2 separate regions of the Homo sapiens genome follow, and region 2 is linked to region 1. The links are chromatin loops, found by intact Hi-C in ENCODE. Cell type or tissue: tibial artery. All regions are shown on one strand.

Region 1 (2,500 bases):
AACAAGCCCCTCCCTCCACTGCCTCAGAGGCAGTAAGAAAGAGAGGCCGACCCAGGAGGAAACAAAGGGTGAATGAAGAAGAACAATCATGAAATGGAAGAAGGAGGAAGAGCATGAAGGATCTTATAAGAAATGCAAGAGGATATTGATAGGTGTGAACTAGTTCATCAAGTAGCCCAAGTAGGAGAGAATCATAGGCAAAAGTTTCTTTAAAGTGGCAGTTGATTAACATGGAAGGGGAAATATGATAGATATATAAGGACCCTCCTCCCTCACTTATATTCTATTAAATCCTATCCTCAACTCTTGCCCTGCTCTCCGCTCCACCCCCTGCCAACTACTCAGTCCCACCCAACTTGTAAACCAATACCAAAATACTAGAGGAGAAGTTGGCAGGGATACTGTTAATACCCATTTTGAATGGATTGCCATCTTTCAGAGCTTGTCTGCTCTCAACTGGCTCTTTTTCTTTTTGTGTAGTTTCCCTTAAATAATGAAGTTAGTTATTAATTCTTTATAAGTATTTAAACATAATTATATAAATATATTATATATATTATATTTTTTGCTGTTTACTAAGCTAAAAATTATTCATTGTTCCACACATGCTGCTGTGAAGTTCACATTCAAGATGAATGTTGAGACTTTGAGGACAGAAAGGCAACTTATTTTCCCATCTTTCTATGGATGCGGATTGGCAGGTTGAATGGGAAGTACAGAAGGAGAGAGAGTAATTAGATGGAATTCTGGATGCTAGCATGTAAAGCTAATCATCTTTTTTTTTATGACCTGGGAGCTGGGCCCATTTTATGACCAAGGAGATGGGGAGTTGGAATGGTGGTACTAAGAGGCATAGGAAGTTGAGTGTGAATACCATTGGTGATGGGTCCAGGAGAACTAGACTATGGTTCTTGAATATCTGTCCACAAAGAATATACTAACTTTTGTCAACTTCTCAGAACTCCCAACTGGAGTCGGTGAGACCTAGGATTTTCTGCACTTCCACACATGCCTGTTCCAAGTGTGGCTGTCAGCCAGTCAACAAGTTTGTACTATGGCCCATTCTCTGATCACCAGGATTACAGGAACTCACACACTCCTCATACTTGGCCTGTAGTCCTACTTCTTGTTAGAAGTCTCCAAGTCTGGCCAGTCACATGACCAAGTGTTGATTTTTCTGGAGGAAAAATTTTATGGAAATGATATAGGGGAAAGGTGGGAGGAGATGAAAGAACAGGCAAGAGCTGTCAGGGTTAAATCCAGGCCCGGGCATGAGAATGGAAGTGATCAGGGAGACTCGGTCCTTGTTCCAAGTCTCCAAAGAAGACCAAAGTGGGTCCCTTGAGCAATGAAGAATCTGAGATAAATTCTCTTCAAGTATCATGTACAAAATCTGTGAGCCAGAGATTTTGACTTGAGCAAGCCATGGAAATGCATGGAGCAAGGGTGACACTCTGTGGGGAGACAGAAGAATTTCAACTATTTAATGTCCATTTTGTTGTTTTTACCCTTTCTTATCCAATAGATGGAATGCACATGAAATGACCATATTAAGCCTCTCTCTATTTACATCCCAGGCTCACTGGGATGTGATCTACTGCAGTTACATTTTCTTGTAACGGTTTCTGGATTAGACCCTAGGGAAAGTGAGTAAGGAGCCAGTTTCTGTTTAACATTCTAGTTTTACTCATTTTAGGAAGGCTGTGAGTGAGGCTTGTCTCCTTTAAAGTTTCTTCTCCAATGGAAACCAAGAACAGACAAAATTTAGAGCTCAGCTGTGGTCTCTTCTCATCTTCTGCTCTTTTGCTTTGACCACAGTTTTTCTACTCTTCCCATCAACACTAGAGCAATGGCTGTGCAAATAGGAATAGGAAATACTACCACAATGATAGAAATATTATCCACACTATCACGTAGGGAAGAACAATATCCTGAAAGAGAATAAAACACGAATAAGGTGATGTACCCACATTAATCTGTGGGTTTGTGGAATGAGGGTTGCAAAGTTATTGGGAAAAGGAAAGAGCAGAGTTCACCCATTCAAAAAAAACCTTTTGTCTACTAATCTCTAGTGTAAAGAAAATGTAGTTCAGATACCATTCATTGTCTTGGGTCATGCTTAGTGCCCCCAAGAAGACAAACATATTTATTCTTGGGATTCTGATAGGCTTCAATATGCAAAGGACAATGGAAAAGTTTAGACACTCTATTTTCAAAATTTTATAAACTTGTTTTATTGGGGAAAATGTCCAAATTGCTAGACACATTCTAAGTTCTGCCTTGGAGAATCCTACTTTGTCTGAGATTGAGGCAGAGGAATTGTTATCCTGGGCATTACTCAGCTCAGGAACATGGAGCCTGTGGTTCATGCCAGTGTGTGTCTTCATGCAGTCTCTCCACAAGAGCAACAGTAAGAACATTTCTGTTTTAAATTTCATTTTAAAATATTTTATTATCTGCAATTCACCACTGCTCTGGGAAAGCAAAAGGAAAGTTCCTG
Region 2 (2,500 bases), 470 kb before region 1:
CAGAGTGTGGTAAATTTGCTTTAGGCAAAGGAAACTCATGTACAAAGACATGTAGGCATGATAAACAGAAGTATTAGGAGATTGGTTTGGGTGGAATGTAGTGTCTATATAAAACAGCAGAGCAGGATGAGGTAGGAGAGGTACGTAGGGGCCAGATAATAAAAGCCCTGTATCCCTTATCAGGGATTACCTGATAATCGGCAGAAAAGAAGGAAAAGGCACAAAATCAATCACCTTAAGGATCCCAGGATGGAAGATGTGGAGGACTGCCAGGTGGACTCTGGCTATGCTGTTGAAGGTCTGCTTGTTCAGGCTATCTTTTGTTCTTTTAAATTCCTTCTCCAGGTCATGCGAAGTTGTCATTAGGTCCAAAGCTGGGGAGTGGCTTGGTGAACACAGACATGAAGGTTAATAGAGCAGTTGGCAAGGCAGTTTGGAGGAGAAACTGGAGGCAGAAACATCAGGCTGCAGCAGTGACATGGACATAGAATGACAAGGAACTAGGTGAAGGTCAAAGGCAGGCATCCAGAAGAAAACTATCATTATAAAATATTTGTATAGCCAGATGTGGTGATACGTGCCCGTGGTCCCAGCTCCTCGGGAGGCTGAGGAAGAAGGACTGCTTGACCTCAGAAAGTTGAGGCTGCAGTGAGCCATGTTTATGCTGTTGCACTCCAGCCTGGGAGACAGAGTGAGACCTGGTCTCAAACAAAACAAAGCAAAACAGGATTTGTAAGGGTAACATGACAAGGCTAGCAGGATAAGAATATAGTATTAAGAACTTTGTATTTGAATCTGAGATCTGTATCTATTTGATAATCCATAATAGTATGTCTTGTTTTAACGTATATAGTACTTTACTGAATAGTAGGTATTTTCATTTGATCCTAATGTTGGCATTGTATTCCTAAATTTAATAGAAGTGAGGCTAAGAGAGGTGATTAGGCAAACATCACACACTAGTAATAGTGCAAGATTGTAAACCCAAATGTTATAATTTTGAGTTCAGTAGATCATTTTGCTACCTAGAGAAATCCTGGAATAGTTTCTATCTGGAAGGATTACAGTTGGCTCACGTTTGGCTCACTTAAGGAACTGCGTATCTCAGAGATGGTGCTGTTAGGCCACATACAGACACTCACCGCCAGAGGGTGCCCTTACCCCAAGAGAAAGTTGGCAGTTCTTCCTACAGTTGAAGGATTCTGCTAGCTTTTCTTTTTTCAGGTTGTTTCTTTAGAAGTTGCAGAATGGAGAACTGAATTGTAGTAGCCCAAACGCTGCAAATCTCGGAGCAATGACCTGGAGCCTCCCACAGCTTGTGTCAGAGAGGCAAGATTTGTTAGGGAGATGCTTAATTCTCTCTGAAATAATCCCAGATTATGCCTGGTGGAGGAAGAAAAGAGGAACAGTTCAGAAATTAGATAATTCTGGAGATGTTTGGAGATAAAAGGAGTAATTCTTGTGATTCTAACGCAGGAGTGTAGGGTTCTCTCCAGGGATGATTCTTAGTTGATTTGTAGGTACTCTTCGGTAGATATTCTCAAAGGGTCATATTTTAAAATTTTGATTTTGCCTTAATAGGACAAATACTTTTTGCAACGTTATGAAGGCAATAATCTCAGCCTTTATTCTTATTTTTGTGCACAGGTTCATTTCCTATTGCTCTCTTTCTCCTTTCCCTTCTTTTCCCCTTTCTTTTCTTCCCTTTTCTCTTTCCTTCTTGGCTTCCCTCACTCATCAAAGTTATGTTAGCAACGGATAGAAATTAATTTACCTTGTGGTTGAAGTAGCTGATACTGGCTTAAATGTTAAGCCTAGGAGTATATGCATAGTTATAACAGAAATTAAGGTTCTTAAACCATGAAGTTAGAGCTTAACAGTGGATAGAATGGCATCTAGTGTGCTTGGGTGGTGGAGTTTTTTGAGGGGGACCGGTAGTTTCTCCCCGGAGTTTTAATATATTATTTTCTCATGAGCAGTCCTGTATATGACATGTACTTTATGACTATCCCTCGGACTCTCCTGGTCATGTCATTTGTTGTCTGTTCATAGGGAAAGTGTGAAAAGTGCATAATAATCAGGTTTGGAAAATTTGAAAAGAATCTCCCTTGCTCCCTATGCCCTCCTCTCCTCTTCAATAGCCACCCTTTCAGGAGCCCTAGGAGGATGGCAGGAGCAATCCAGGGCCTGAACAATTGAGATGATTCTCTTGGCCTCCACTTACTTTTCCTCCTCTAGGCATGACCTCTGGGTTTGGTTGGAACAAAAGCAGACTCCAAACATCACTTTCTTGGTGCAGGACTCAGTTTGGAAGGTAAGTCTGGACTCAGTCTGGAAGGTGGAGCCGAGGACACCAGATTTATTACACTCATCATTTTCAATGGTTCCTCTCTTGAAATTCTTCCATAGTGTTATGCTTGAGGAGAATTTGGACTAAAATAATGACACTTAAGTTTATACCCTGAGGAAAAAAAGAAGTAAGTAATAAGAGGCTGGAGGC

What was found. Peaks named below come from ENCODE experiments on the same cell type or tissue, not always from the same donor. Only the 100,000 strongest peaks of a DNase experiment are listed, where the experiment ranks them.
Region 2: a loop joins it to region 1, with 4 times the contacts of the local background. A loop is called at or near these places in 56 of 110 quality-filtered maps.

Annotation. Positions count from the first base shown.
Region 1 is chr1:176,842,462-176,844,961 of GRCh38, forward strand. It overlaps PAPPA2 (pappalysin 2), which reads left to right. Exons shown (of 23, transcript NM_020318.3): 23 at 1-2,500. Among named protein-coding and RNA genes, the nearest start is that of MIR488, 190 kb to the right of the region's middle. In tibial artery, a CTCF peak has its summit at 1,450; no DNase peak of the experiment used is centred here; H3K27ac peaks cover 427 bases.
Region 2 is chr1:176,374,021-176,376,520 of GRCh38, forward strand. No RefSeq gene overlaps it. Among named protein-coding and RNA genes, the nearest start is that of PAPPA2, 88 kb to the right of the region's middle. RefSeq lists a silencer at 1,077-1,176. In tibial artery, a CTCF peak has its summit at 1,127 (motif pointing right); a DNase peak (open chromatin) is centred at 1,150.